2 separate regions of the Homo sapiens genome follow, and region 2 is linked to region 1. Evidence: chromatin loops called from intact Hi-C (ENCODE). Cell type or tissue: Caco-2. All regions are shown on one strand.

The links. Hi-C counts contacts between places; a loop is a spot of excess contacts. Peaks named below come from ENCODE experiments on the same cell type or tissue, not always from the same donor. Only the 100,000 strongest peaks of a DNase experiment are listed, where the experiment ranks them.
Region 2: it touches region 1 in a loop (5-fold over the local background); 7 of 110 quality-filtered maps call a loop at or near these places.

The regions. Positions count from the first base shown.
Region 1 is chr5:77,423,193-77,431,192 of GRCh38, forward strand. It overlaps PDE8B (phosphodiesterase 8B), which reads left to right. Exons shown (of 22, transcript NM_003719.5): 21 at 2,575-2,704; 22 at 3,253-5,064. The coding sequence ends at 3,362. WDR41 (WD repeat domain 41) reads right to left here. Exons shown (of 13, transcript NM_018268.4): 13 at 7,741-8,000. Among named protein-coding and RNA genes, the nearest start is that of WDR41, 65 kb to the right of the region's middle. In Caco-2, no CTCF peak of the experiment used is centred here; DNase peaks (open chromatin) are centred at 3,209 and 3,667.
Region 2 is chr5:77,221,287-77,229,286 of GRCh38, forward strand. The region is part of intron 1 of PDE8B (phosphodiesterase 8B); the gene reads left to right. Among named protein-coding and RNA genes, the nearest start is that of PDE8B, 15 kb to the left of the region's middle. In Caco-2, no CTCF peak of the experiment used is centred here; a DNase peak (open chromatin) is centred at 3,585.

The DNA.
Region 1 (8,000 bases):
ATTCTTTTTTATGGCTGCATAGTATTCCATGGTGTATATGCACCACATTTTCTTCATCCAGTCCACCAATGATGGGCACCTGGGTTGATTCCATGTCTTTGCTACCATGAATTGTGCTGTCATAAACATGCAAGTACAGGTGTCTCTTCAGTAGAATGATTTATTTTCCTTTGGGTATATACCCAGTAATGGGACGGCTGGGTTGAATAGCAATTTCTATTTTTAGTTCTTTGAGAAATCTCCGAACTGCTTTCCACAGGGGCTAGCTGATCTAATTTATTTCTCACCAACAGTGTATAAGCATTCTTTTCTCCACAACCTTGCCAACATCTGTTATTTTCTGACTTTTTAATAGCCATTCTGACTAGTTTGAGATGGTATCTCATTGTGGTTTTGATTTGCATGTCTGATTAGTGATGCTGGACTTTTGTTTTGTTTAGTTTTTTTTTTTTTTTTTTTTTTTTTTTGAGACAGTCTTGCTCTGTTGCCCAGGCTGGAGTGCAGTGGCATGACCTCAGCTCACTGCAACCCTCACCTCCCAGGCTTGAGCAATTCTGCCTCAGCCTCCCAAGTAGCTGGGACTACAGGTGCACACTGCCATGCCCGGCTAATTTTTTGTATTTTAGTAGAGATGGGGTTTCCCTGTGTTGCCCAGGCTGGTCTCGAATTCCTGAGCTCAGGCAATCCGCCTGCCTTGGCCTCCCAAAGTGCTAGGATTACAGGCGTGAGCCACCGCACCCAGCCTGGACATTTTTTTTTTTATGTTTATTGGCTGCTTGTGTGTCGTCTTTTGAGAAGTGTCTGTTCATGAAATCCAGTAAGTAGACTGCAGCTTTCTGGGAAGAGAGCCTCTGAATTGAAGAAAAGTAGGACAGGTAGTTCTGAGCTTTCCAGAGAGAAGAACAGGAAGGGAGTGAGGATCAAATGACTCCTTGAACACCAGTGGATATTTTAAGGCTGCTTGATCGACTGACCTGAAATGAGCAAGCCAAGCCAAAAGCTGCTCATCAATGGGCTTCCCCGGACCCACAGAGAGAGGACCTGACGTACTACTCCTAGTTGTTCTCAGTGTGAATGGAGGATGAGAAAAATGTGCTTTTAAGTTTTTTGATAAAAGCTTCCTATTTAGGTGTCCTTTTCCCAAAAAGCAATGTACTAATGTTCATAAGCCAGGGTGACCTAAAAATGAAAGTTACAAATGAAGCCTTTGAGCTGGCCTTCTGGCTTAATACACCACCAGGAAATGCGGATCCTAATACTCAGCTCAATGAATGATGATGGCCTTAGTTTAATGTGCAGAATACTCAGATTTCCACACACCTCAAAAGCTGCAAGGCTAATACCCAAGTTTGAACAATCATAGTTTGACAGTCATTCTTTCCAGTGAAAATAATGGTCCATGGATAAAAACAGCTGGTTCAGCTCAATTCAAGTGCATAAGTGCTTTCCACAAGACAACCAGCAGATTTTGGTATGCAGTTCAAGTGTACGTGTACTCCCATTTCATCACATTCATCATCCAGAATATTACAGAGACATGTACTTCGAAGGTCAAGATTTAATACAATTAATAACTCTTACTGCTTCAAAGAGGTAATTCTCAAGTGAAACTGGTTCTGTTTTTTTGTTTTTTGTTTTTTGTTTTTAATGTGAGACAAGATCTCACTCTGTAACCCAAACTGGAGTGCAGTGGCAGTCCTGGCTCAATGCAGACTCAAAACTCCAGGCCCCAAGCGAACCTCCTGCCTTGACCTCCCATATCACTGGGATTACAGGCATGAGCCATTGGGCTTGGCCTGAAACTTTTTTTAAGTGCAAACATGTGGCAGCAAATAATATAATGACTATGGCTATTAATACAGTTTGGTGCTAGTTCATTGAGTCATGCTAAGGTGTTAGCAGTTTTACCCACTATTGCTTCTTCTCAGTGTAAATGTCAGTAGTTTTGGTATGAGAATTTGTGTTTGTATGACATTGAACAGAGCTTTGACTTTGCAATGATAAAAGCAGATCCCAGAAAAGGGGCTAAGTACCCTGAGATCAATGTGTCAGGAGATGCTATGGTATCACATAGAAAGAGGCTTGGGGCCAGGCACAGTGGCTCGTGCCTATAATCCCAGCACTTTGGGAGGCCAAGGGAGGCAGATCATCTGAGGTCAGGAGTTCAAGACTGGCTTGGCCAATATGGTGAAACCCCTTCTCTACTAAAAATTAGCTGGACGTGGTGACAGGTGCCTGTATTCCCAGCTACTCAGGAGGCTGAGGCAGAAGAATTGCTTGAACCTGGGAGGCGGAGGTTGCAGTGAACCGAGACTGCACCACTGTACTACAGCTTGGGCAACAGAGTGAGACACTGTCTCAAAAACAAAAAAAGAGGCTTGAGAGTGGGAAGGTCTGAGTGTAGTCAGTGTAGCTCAGCTGACTTACGTAAGTCTGAGGACCTTGCTGAGCCTATTTCTTCATTGAGAAAACTGGATAATGACCCATTTTCACAGGGTTGTTCTGAGAAACAGGATATTACTGTGAAAGTGTCTCGCATGTCCTCCAGCCCTATGTGGTGGTTTTTTCTTACAGACTGATGAAGAGAAGAGACAGGGACTACCTGTGGTGATGCCAGTGTTTGACCGGAATACCTGTAGCATCCCCAAGTCTCAGATCTCTTTCATTGACTACTTCATAACAGACATGTTTGATGCTTGGGATGGTAAGACAGTTACTGTTTTGTCACCCAAAGAAAATTGTTATACTTTACGAATATTATCTTTAGTGACACAGGGTGAGCCTAAAGGTAAACAAAATATATTTTTAAAAATGTGGCTGTCAGCTTTTTGTGGCCAAGTGGGGTGGGGTGCATTCTTTGCATCCCCAGCAGCTGGCACAGAAGCTTGTGTGCAGAAGACTTGATGGATTTTTGATAGCTGGATAAACGAGTCTCTGCCTCTTCAAAGGACACGCTGCCAAAGCTTACTGCAGTGTTTTTCTGTCGTTGGAGGAAAACTCTAGAAAGAATGCAAAATGTATTTAGTTTACTCTGAATCACAGGTTCTTCTGATAATGTCACTGATAAGCAGCTTTTCAAAAAGGACCTGTTTGCATTTCAGAAACTAGTGTTTAATGACTTGTCCTCATGCTTCGCCCAGGGTGTGCCTCCTCTAATTCTGATCCCAAACTTGTCCCAGACACCCCCAGGCTTATAAATGCTCCTGGGGTCTAAGTTCACCGGTTTCTTTTGATTCTTTTCTGTCTTTGCAGCCTTTGCACATCTGCCAGCCCTGATGCAACATTTGGCTGACAACTACAAACACTGGAAGACACTAGATGACCTAAAGTGCAAAAGTTTGAGGCTTCCATCTGACAGCTAAAGCCAAGCCACAGAGGGGGCCTCTTGACCGACAAAGGACACTGTGAATCACAGTAGCGTAAACGAGAGGCCTTCCTTTCTAATGACAATGACAGGTATTGGTGAAGGAGCTAATGTTTAATATTTGACCTTGAATCATTCAAGTCCCCAAATTTCATTCTTAGAAAGTTATGTTCCATGAAGAAAAATATATGTTCTTTTGAATACTTAATGACAGAACAAATACTTGGCAAACTCCTTTGCTCTGCTGTCATCCTGTGTACCCTTGTCAATCCATGGAGCTGGTTCACTGTAACTAGCAGGCCACAGGAAGCAAAGCCTTGGTGCCTGTGAGCTCATCTCCCAGGATGGTGACTAAGTAGCTTAGCTAGTGATCAGCTCATCCTTTACCATAAAAGTCATCATTGCTGTTTAGCTTGACTGTTTTCCTCAAGAACATCGATCTGAAGGATTCATAAGGAGCTTATCTGAACAGATTTATCTAAGAAAAAAAAAAAACGACATAAAATAAGTGAAACAACTAGGACCAAATTACAGATAAACTAGTTAGCTTCACAGCCTCTATGGCTACATGGTTCTTCTGGCCGATGGTATGACACCTAAGTTAGAACACAGCCTTGGCTGGTGGGTGCCCTCTCTAGACTGGTATCAGCAGCCTGTGTAACCCCTTTCCTGTAAAAGGGGTTCATCTTAACAAAGTCATCCATGATGAGGGAAAAAGTGGCATTTCATTTTTGGGGAATCCATGAGCTTCCTTTATTTCTGGCTCACAGAGGCAGCCACGAGGCACTACACCAAGTATTATATAAAAGCCATTAAATTTGAATGCCCTTGGACAAGCTTTTCTTAAAAAAAAAAAAAAAAAGTTTATATACATGTTTAAAATTTTTATTAAAATCCAAATTTTCTGGGTGTAAGCCCATGCAGTATGTTGTGCCATGCACCATCTATACGTAATATTTTGGGAGGGGATAGGGGAAGTTTCAAGGTTCAGATATTTTTAACCAGTCTATATTTGAAATCATGCCATTAGCTTTAACAATGTTAAAATTGTGTGGTGTAAATATATCAGAAAATAGGCATATGGGGAGGCAGTAAATACTATTTTAAGCTATTAATTGTATGCTAAAAGCTTCTAAAGCACAAGTGCATATTTTTATACTGCTCTTTTCACAACTCCCTGTGATCTACATAAAGTCAGACTCGAGATTTTCCTTTCTCTTTTACCAGCTGATCCTTCCTATGTATTATAAATATTAGACTCCGTAAACAAACTTCATTTTTCTTTCTCTGTACTTCATGCTGCATTTTTAAAAGGTATAAACAAACAGAGACTGAATTAATTGAATCAGTAATTACTTTTTTCCAATACAAATTGGAATGCAGAATACTTGGAACTTGTACATGGGGAAAAAATGACTTATCACTACATAATGTGCCAATGTTTTTTTCTATGTTTTGTACCAAAAATGGAAAAATATGACAATTCCATGCAAAGAAATGTATCTAAATTATTTTTGTTAGATGATAAGAGAACTTGCTTGGTCAGGACAGCAGCCAGCTTTGTATTGTAATGCTATATTATGTAAATGTGATGAAAATGTTTTTGTGAAGTACTTGTAACTAAATTCCTACAGCCATTTTTCACTCCCAACAGCTGTTTTTATTTTACCTCTTTGGCCTAAAGTTTTCATAATTTCAAATTTGGGGTTTAGTGTCCTTTATTTCATGAGTCACACACTTTGTTTTCAGAGCACATTAAAATCAGGATGCCAGAATCCCATATTAAGGACCTAGCTAACTTGCCTAGGCTTCAGAAGCTTGCTTGAGGCAAGGACAATCTTTTTCTGATCATCTCACTTTCAGTTCTATTTGGTAAGTAACATTTATCAGGTGTCAGACATCTTCTATATGAAATATTTACAGCTTACTCAGTTTTATGTCAAATTTCTTGTTAACTTCAAACTTTTTATTAGTAATGTGCAAATGTTTAAAAATGCTTTAAGACAGCTAGGTACTAAAGCGTCAACAATTTCTGCTCTTTACCAGTGTAATCTACGGTATAATCTTCTGGCCTGCGAACTAGTCTATTCTTCCACATAGTCAACTTGTTAGAAATACAGGCTTTCAGATGATATGTGTATCAGATAGTTTATATTATATAAACTATTATAACTGCCTCTTACACAGAGTTGTTTACTTAAATGTCATGTGCTGAGGAGGGCCGTATTAGGAAAATGCAACACTCTCTAATAATTTCCGTGACTAGTAAGAGAAGGAAGCCAGTTATAAAACACTGCTGGACCAGAATGACCCTATAATTTCCTAAGATCATTCTTTATTTCTAATTTAAGATTTTTAAATTTACTTGCCCTCCATGTCAGGACTGGTTAGCATTCTGGGCAAAAAAAAAACAAGCCTGTCAGTTCACTCAGAACCTACTCAGCTTTAGAGAGAGAAACAGAAGGGATGATCTTGTGCCCTTGCGCTATGTGAATATAGCCAGAGACTGAGGTAATAAATATATTTTAAAATAAAAATGACAAGGGATTTGTACACTGTAACACTATGTAGTGTTACTTCTGCTGTTGCAAGTATCTTAACTGTTGAAAGCTAAACTCAGGAAATGGAGAAAATGTACATAATATACATTGACCCATTATTTTATTCTAAATTGAAAGTCCAACTTTTAGCAGCAGTCTACCTGCAACTACTGAACACCATCAGGTTTGAGTCCCTACCAGAATCTCCCATCATACTGTTATCCCCCATCTCTGTGACCTTAGGGCATGCATGAAAACAAAAGCAATCTAGTCCCTAGGGTTGGAGACTGCCCTCTAGACAGTTTTTCATGGCAGAAAATTAGAATACAAGTATACCTCATTTTATTGCATTCTGCTTCATTGTGCTTCAAAGATACTGCCTTTTCTACAAATTGAGGGCTTGTGGCCACCCTGCATAGAGCAAGTCTATCGGGGCATTTTCCCAGCATGGGCTCACTTTGTGTAAGTGTCACATTTTGGTAACTCTTAGAGTATTTCAAATGTTTTTATTCTTGTATCTGTCATGGTGGTCTGTGATCAGTGATCTTTGTTACTACTGTAATTGTTTTAGGGTACTGCAAACCATGCCCGTATAAGACAGTGAACTTAATTGATAAATCTTGTGTATATTCTAACTGTTCCACCAACTAGCGGTTTCCAGTCTCTCCCTCTTCTTAGACCTCCCTATTCCCTGAGACACAACAATATCGAAATTAAGCCAATTAATAACCTACAGTAGCCTGTAAATGTGCAAGTAAAAGAGTCACATGTCTCTCACTTTAAATCAAAAGCTACAGATAATAAAGCTTAGTGAAGAAGGCATGTTGAAAGCCCAGGCAGGTGAAAGCCATGCCTCTTACACCAGTTAGCCAAGTTATGCAAAGGAAGAGTTCTTGAAAGTGTTAACTCCAGTGAACATGCAAACAAGAAAGTGAAACAGCCTTACTGCTGAGATGGAGAAAGTCTGAGTGGTCTATATAGATTAAACAAGCCACAACATTCCCTTAAGCCAAAGCCTAATTAATTCTTCAATTCTTTCTTCGAAGACTGAGAGGTGAGGATGCTACAGAAGAAAAGCTGGAAGCAAGCAGAGGTTGGTTCATGAAACTATCCCCATTAACGTCAGAGTGCAAGGGACAACAACAGCAGGAAGTTGTCCAGATGATCTAGCTAAGATCACTGAAGGCGACTACACTAAACAACTGAGTTTGTGAAGATGAAATGGTCTTCTATTAGAAGAGATGTCATCTAGGACTTCATAGCTGGGGAGAAGAAGTTCAATGCCAGCGAGTGTAGTTGGTGCCTTTAAGTTGAAGTCAGAGTTTATTTACCAGTCCAAAAATCTTAAGGCCCTTAAGAATTATGTTAAATCTACTCTGCCTATGCTCTAGAAGTGGAATAACAAAGCCTAGATGACAGCATATCTGTTTATAGCATGGTTTATTGAATATTTAAGCCTATGGTTGAGACCTGCTCAAATTTCTTTCCAAATATTACTGCCCATTACAATGTTACCTGGTCACCTAAGAGTTCTGATGGAGATGTACAAGGAGGTTCATGTTGTCTTCGTGCCAGCTACCACAACATCTATGCTGCAGTCCATGGGTCAAGGAGTCACTTTGACTTTTAAGTCTTATTTATTTAAGAAATACATTTAATAAGGCTGTAGCTGCCCTAACTAGTGATTCCTCTGAAGAGTCTGGGCAAAGTCAATTGAAAACCTTCTGGGAAGCATTTAGCATTCTAGATGCCACTAAGAACATTCTGATTCATGGGAGGCGGTCAAAATTCCAGCATTAAAAGGAGTCTGGAAGAAGTGGAGCCTGAAGATGTGAATGAATTGCTGTAATCTCATGATCAAACTTTAATAGATGAGAAGTTGCTTAAGAATGTGTATAGAAAGTGGTTTCTGGAGACAGTCATTTCCACAGTGAAGATGCTGTAAACATAGTTGAAATGACAACAAAGGATTTAGAATATTCTATAAACTTAGTTCATAAAGGAGCATCAGGATTTGAGATGACAGACTCTAAATTTTGAAAGAAGTTCTACTGTGGGTAAAATGCTATTAAATAGTATTACATGTTACAGAGATC
Region 2 (8,000 bases), 200 kb before region 1:
ATATACTTGCAGTTTGTTTGTTGAGGAACCTGGGTTGTTTGTCCTGTAGATTTTCCCCCAATCTAAAGTTTACTTATTGCATTCCCATGATGCATCTAACATGTTTCCCTGCCTTCTGTGTTTGCTAGAAACCGTAGTTTGATTTAGAGGTTTGATTGGATTATACTAAGTTTTGTAGGGTGGAGGTTGTCTCTTTTCTGTGATGCTAACAGAAAATCGGAGTATGCGAAGTTTTGTAGGATGTTTGGTTGTCTCTTTTCTGTGATGCTAACTCTTATTAACGATCATTGCTTATATCCATTAGTCATTAGAGGTTGTAAAATGGTGATATGCTATCATTTTGTCTTCATGTATTCATTGGAATGCCTCAAGAAACTTTTTTCAAGAGTTGACTCCCTAGCATTCTCCTAAGGTGACAGGAGTTCTTTGCCTGTTAATTTGCTTAGTATCATTATGAATCGTTATGGGTTTATGTGTATTTGATGTGTTGATGCATTGCAGTTATTAAACCTATTTGTGCTTAGACTGCCCAGTTTTGACTGAAGGGAGCTTATTCAAGTTGGTGAGGCACTTTTCTTGAAGAAACAGTTCTAGCTAAGTTGAGTGTGTCCTTATTCGAAACTCATTGTTTGTAGATGGGGACTCCACTGACCACCCTGGGGGTGGAGGCACATCCTGGTGTCCACCTAGCCCTCTCTAGTCATGCCAAGGCCCCAAACATCATGGAGCTTTTGAAAGGAGGCATTTCACAAGGCCCCCTTGCAGCTCCTTTGCTATAATTTTTGTGGCTGCAAAAGGGTAACCTGGTGTGAAGGAAAGGTGCTCACTGACTCCAGCTTGAATTCCAGCTCTGCCCTGTACAAACTTTGTGACTTTGGAGAAGCTGCATGATTTCTCCTTGCACGGTAGGGATAATGCATCTCTAAAAGGATTGGTACAACCTAGAGGTACAGTCCCTGTAAACCCGCTAGGTTCTCAAGTACGTGTGTGTGTATTTTCTGCCTTATACTAAGGCGCTACTCTAGGTTTGGAGTGATAAAAAAAATGAATATGATGGCCGGGCATGGTGGCTCATGCCTGTAAACCCAGCACTTTGGGAGGCTGAGGCGGGTGGATCACGAGGTCAGGAGTTCGAGACTATCCTGACCAACATGGTGAAACCCCATCTCTCCTAAAAATACAAAAATTAGCTGGGCGTGGTGGCTTGCACCTGTAATCCCAGTTACTCAGGAGGCTGAGACAGGAGGATTACTTGAATCTGGGAGGCAGCCTGGGTGACAGAGTGGAGACTCCATCTCAAAAAACAGAATATGACATAGTTCCACGTTTCGGGAGCTTCCATTGTTTGTGCCCTATATTGTCGTCTTCTGTGGGAAGGCAATGTGTTGACTGAGTGCCGGCTGGCTGGCAGGAGTTACGGATTGGGAATTGGGTTCTTCCAGGTGAGACACTCCTACTGGGAGAGCATGAAGAACTGTGAGCCTGAGGGGTAAGTCAGCTGAAGACTGTAAGGAAAAGCCAAGGAGCAGACAACTGTACGGCCACAGGCAGGGGCCAGAGGCAGAATTAAGGTCAGGCTTTCTAAGCCTGGAGCTCAAAGCTGCCAGACATAAATAGGATCCAAGAGAACTGATTAAGAAGGACTCTAAAGTCTGGTGGAGTTGATGGCTGAGAATACTCTTGGGTGTTATGGTTCAGAGACTGCCAGATAAGGCTTGCTTTGGGTTGAAGCTCTAAAGCAGCATTACCCAATAGAAATAAAATGTGACCCAGATGTAACCTGCACATGTAATTGTAAAATTTTTTATGAATCACATTTTTAAAAGTCAAAATAAGCAGGTAAATTAATTTTAGTACATGTTCACTTAACCAGTATATTAAAAATATTATTTTGACATGTACTCAATATAAAATTTGTTAATGAGATAGTTTACATTCTTTCTTTTTTTATTTTATTATTATTATACTTTAAGTTTTAGGGTACATGTGCACAATGTGCAGGTTAGTTACATACGTATACATGTGCCATGCTGGTGTGCTGCACCCATTAACTCGTCATTTAGCATTAGGTATATCTCCTAATGCTATCCCTCCCCCCTCCCCCCACCCATTCTTTCTTTTTTTTTGGAACTAAGTTCTTAAAGTCTGGAATGTATTTTACAATTACACTGCATCTCAGTAGGGACTACCCACATCTCAAGTGCATAATGACCACACAAGTAGCTACCATGTTGGAAAAACGGAGGAAGAAAGTGAAATTTACATCAAGGTTCTAAGTCAAGCATTTACAATTTGACATTGTAACTTGACAAGCATAGCACAGTAGTGGTGTTGGTTTTTTGTCTCTTAGTTTGTAGCTCCATTTTTGCTTCCCCATTTTCTCCTTTGTATTATATGAGGCTAGAAGTCTGCAAGCTGCATCTTCCACATTACTTTTCCAGATGGTTTCCTCTTAGATTCCACAGGTAGGAGATACTGGCAGGAAATTGGAATGTGAGAGAAAGGAACAGGCGATAGCAGTGGCCCCTGCTAAGTGGCAGTGGTGCTGCCTGAGTGGTGATGATGCCAGCCCCCTCCGCTGATCAGCATGAGTGTGGGCTGGCGGGTGTCAGCCCAGGGTGTTAACAGTTTATTGTCTCTGGATGTTACTGCTTTATCTTTTTAGTTTCTCCAGCTCTACCTCCATCTTCCCTTTGTTCATCCATACCTTCTAACACCTTTGTAAACAGTTCACTACAGCGGTATCTCTTCTTAATATATATAAAATGGTTCTTGCTTTTCTCACTGGACACTTGGGATCTGATGTCAGAGAACTATGCTGTACTGTGGTCTTGTATGTACCATCTGTTGGTTCTATGGCTTAGCTTCTTTAATTTTCAACTTCTTCTGTCTAAGGATAGAAAAATAAGGATAGTGAAAGTTCTGACCTCATAGAGTTACTGCAAGGATGATATAATCAATATATGTACCATTGCTAGCTTTGAATGTAACACCCAGTAAATATTGCTTATTATTGATAATAATATACAAGCCGATTTTTGAAGGCTCATAATTTAACATTTTTTATTATGGAAAAGTTCAAATGTATACAAATGTAGTGAGAATAGGATAGTGAAACCTCACGTGTACATCCCCCAGTTTCAACAGTAACAAATTAAGACTATTCTTTTATTTATACCTCCTACTTTCCCCCATACTTTGGGATTCTTTTAAAGCAAATCTAAAACATCCTCTTATTTCAGCTGTAACTATTTCAGTATGTAACTCTGAAAGAGAAGGACTGTTTAGAAAACACAACCACAATACTATTAGCAAATCCCTAAATTAAAATAATTTGTTAATATTATCAAATACAAGACAGTGTTGAAGTTTCCCTATCTCATAAACATTTTCATTTAAAGATTTTTTTAATCATCTTTCAAATAAGATCTAGCTATTGCAATCAATTGATATGTTTCTTAAGGATCTTGTCATCTGTGAGTTCCCTTTCCTCTCTTTCTTTTTCTCTTACAATTTGTTTGTTGAAGAAACTGGGTCATTTGTCCAGCAGAGTTTCCCACAGTCTGGACTTTGCTGATTACATTCCTGTGGTATCATTAACCACATTCTTCTGGCCTTGTATTCCCTGTATGTTGGTAGTTAGATCTAGAGGCTTGATAGGATTCAGGTTTATTTACTTTTTTTTTTGGGGAAGACTACTTTATAGGTAGTGTCATGGACCTCCATCAGGAGGCACATGATGTCTGGTTGTGTCTCTTGGAGACGTTAGCAGCCACTGATGATTGTTGCCTAGATCAATTAATTCCTTAGGGGTTGCAAAAGCCTACCATTCTTTCTACAGTGCTTCTGGAATGCATCTATAAAGATAAACTTCCCTCCATCCAATAGTTGGTTATCCTGAGGTACAGTTCATATGAGAAAGGCAGGGCAAATGCTTGATTCTACTCTTCCATTTGCCAGTTTTCAAAATAATGAGTTGATTTCCTAGCATCCTCCAAAGGTAACCAGTGATGATTTTTGAATTCCTATAAAATTATCAGTTTATAAATATTAGATGTGTCATAGTCCATTGCAGTTATTGTCCTTACTGATGCTCAGTTGTCCTGACTTTGTCTACTCAGAGTAGCCACGTTGGCTCCTGTGTCCTTTTCATAGTCTGCTAGTAATGTTTGACAGATTTCCTGCCTTTTTGGACTGACTAGATGTTCCAGGTTTGTTGCGTCCATTCCCTGTCTCTGATCTAGAATTAGTCTTTTCTCCCAGGAACCTAATTATTTTTATTGAAAAATGGTATTTAGAGGTATGATCTCGGGTGTTCATTGCTAATGGACTGGTCATTGCTTCTGGACTTTTTAAGTGGACATAGCCAGGAAATAGATACTTTTGAAAGATAAAAATGTACCGTGAGTGTATACTTATTCATCCAGTTTAAATTTAGGACTACAAGCCTTTTCTTCAACCTCGTCAGTCTTACGTTTCTATTTCCTCTTTCCCATGACATAAATCCTGGTTCTTAACATCATCATGATAATTCCTCATTTGTTAGATCCCACATGCGCGTGCACACACACACACACACACACACACACACACACCCCACGCACACATCTCAGAATACCAGTGATCAACACGACTTCATGATCAATATGAACACTGAAAACAGTTTGATTTTTTTCCAGTGATTTTTGATATTAGGGTCTGTCCCACTAGGGGTGAGCAGGCAAATTACTGTGTTTATAATTGTTTAAATCAGTTCTTTTTTATGTGGCTATTCTACTAACAATGGACCAGTTAGTGATTAGCACAATACAGTTAGGATTATTTATTTCATTTTCCTTTTGATTTGGTCTTCTTTAATGTTTAGTTTAGTGTTATAAGAATGTAAATTATTTATATGCATCAACGTAAAATATGGTATATTCAGAGACATTTAGATTTTATCTCTGTCTCTTACATTCTATGCCCTCTGCCTTATTGGTAATTACATTTTAAAATGTTATGCATTTCATACCATTGTTTAAAATACACATTAACATATGTTCTGCAGAACTCAACTTTTCTGCATTTTCCTTTTTTCACTTAACAGATATCCTGGAGATCATTCCATCGTAGTTCATAAAGATATTCCTCATTCCTACTCATAGCTGCATAGTATACCATCATGTGGCTGTACTTTGTTTTATTCAGCCAGTCCCCTATTGATGTTTTTTGGGGGGATTATTTCCAGTAATTTTTGCTATTGTAATGGTGATACAGGGAATGGCCCTATGCCTATATATTTTCATATCATACAGTCTAATTTTTTAGTACAATAGTGACATAATGTTTTCCAGAAAGAATATATTTATCTATCCAGAGCATTAACTTCTGCCTATCATACAAAGACTTTCCTTGGACTCTTTAGTTGTTTAGTAATTGTAAAATAGTAATATAGTTTTAGCTGAAGCTCAAGCTTAAGATCTCTAGATCTTAATCTCAGAGGATTTTCTTTGAGTAAAATGTACTTTTTTCTGCTTTCAACCCAGCTATAGTTTCATTTTCATGGAGGTGTGAGATCTCTGAGACAAATTGTTTAGAGGAGGTTTGTCTTGCATCTGTTGGACATTGTAATTCTCCTCCCTTATGATGGCAGCAAAGTGATTTGAGAAGAATAGTGGCTGCCTTTTCATCTTCACTTCTGCCTTTCCACTTACATTAAAGTCCTATGCGTTTACACTGGCATTAACCCAGTCAGCACCCACAAAATGCCACAGGGGGCTCTGTATCACTGATTGTTGTAAAGAACTTTCTTGAGCCTTCATTAGAGCTTAGAGCATAATTGTACCTTATTTTGGTATTAATCACCAAGACCTAAAATCAAGTTTTTTTCCACCTTAGAAATGGAATGCATAGATGTATATTCTTTTGTATGTTTCAGAAATTGGATTTTATCTTTGTGATAGAATCACATATCTGATCCATAATGATCCTGTAGTGCTTTCTTATGTTCAATATAATTTTTAAACTGACCTTGTTTTTTTCCTTATATAAATGTATCAACTTTATCAACTAGCAATGCTCAAGGAGTTTTCTTGGCTCACAAGTTGTACATGAATGGGTGAGATCATACCTCTAAATACCATTTTTCAATAAAAATAATTAGGTTCCTGGGAGAAAAGACTAATTCATGAAGTTTGGGTGGGGCAGGAGAAGAAAGACTGGCAGAAGCAAAGGCACCCATGAGAGAGAGAGAGCAAAGATGAATTAGATTCATAGCAAAATTTTGGAGGTACAGATGGGAAATGAAAGATGGAGAAAATGATATAAAGAGTGGAGGTGTGCCTGTGCATGTCCATAAGAGATAATCTTGGAGGTGGAGTATCTTAACTATGCTGTGAGCCACGCAGAATGGAAGACAGAGTTGGTTACCTGCCTCAGTTTAGGAAGGGGAAGCAAGGTTGGGGTCAAATATGCAGAAACTTTGGGGCAGACTGGTTCAGTTCAACAAACATATACTGAGGGCTTAACTGGGCATCAAGCACCTGCATTAGATTTAAGAATACAAAGTTGAGTAGGATGGTTGCTTCCCTAGGTGAGTTTATACTTAGTTGGAGGAGTTGAAAGGGATAACACACAAGCAGATATTTACTTCTTTATAACACATTACCATAGACTTAGGGGCTTAAGACACCCACATTTATTATTAGTTGCTCTGGGTCAGGAGTACAGGCACAGCTCATCTGGGTCCTGTACTTCAGGGTGTCTTACAAGGCTGCAATCAAGATGTTGGCTAGGGCAGGGTCTTATCTGAAAGCTTGACTGGAGAAAATCTTCCAAGCTTATCTACATGGTTGTTAGTAGGATTCACTTTTTAGATGGCTGTTAGGCTGAGAGCTTTAGCTCCTTGTTGACTGTTGGCTGGACACCACCCTCAGTTCCTTGCCACACCGTCCTGCCCCATATAGCAGCATATTTCATCAAAGCCAGCAAGAGAGACAGTCTCTTTTATCAGTAAGATGGTAGTCATATTATGGATGTGGAAGAGAGGATTACACAAGGGCATGAGTACGAATAGGTGGGAATCATTGGGGGCTGTGTTGGAACCTGCCTGTCCTACAAGTGTCTGCTACAGTTCTGTAATGCCTGAGAGAGGAAGTGTTCCATGGAAGCATGAAGGAAGAGCATGGAACCTACCTGGCAGGGAAGTGGCTTCTCCAATAATGCAGTGTCTGGATGTCTGAGTGTAACCCTGAAAGACAAATAGGGATTAACTTGGTGTGTAGCTGGGAGAGGAGGAAGGGAGAGATTCCAAGCAGAGAGACTAACATGAGCAAACATTGAGGGGGTAAAATACCTGAGGACCACCATCCAAGTAGTTTTCTGTGTAAACCATGTGTGGAAGACATATAGAAGGTATCAGAAATGGAGAAAATGAAAGATGAGGGTCAGATTTTGGAGTTCCTCGTTTGTCAGGCTGAAGAATGAAGACTTTATCAAGGTGATCACAGGGAGGATTTTAAACAGGGGAATGACACAGTCCAAGTTGTGGTTTCATTAGTATGGAAGATCAATTTTAGCAGCATTTATAATGATTTAGGTGATAGATGAAGAGGGTCTGGATTAAAGTAGTGCAATAGGAGGGCATACATTTTAATTTTACAATTAGGAAGTTATTTGATATTTGGGCAAGGCAGATGTGGGAGATAGAACGGTCTGGAATGATGTCCAGGTTTTGGCAGAACATTCTTGTTAGGAAGCAGGGGAAAGAGAAGTTGACAGAGGGAAAGGAAAGGATGGAAGGGAGAGGTCTGTAAGAGTTTATGTAAGTTTGTAAATTAAGTGGCTGATGATAGGAGAGCCCAACTCAAAATACTCTTTAAAGAGCTTATGTTCTCAATTTAATCAATGTAACTGTGTAAATTTTCTTTCTAGTTAAGCCATATGTTCCTCTGGTAGGAGAGAGAATCAAATACGGAATTCATTTTTCTTGCAAACAGTTGGATAAAAGAAAAATTAGTGTC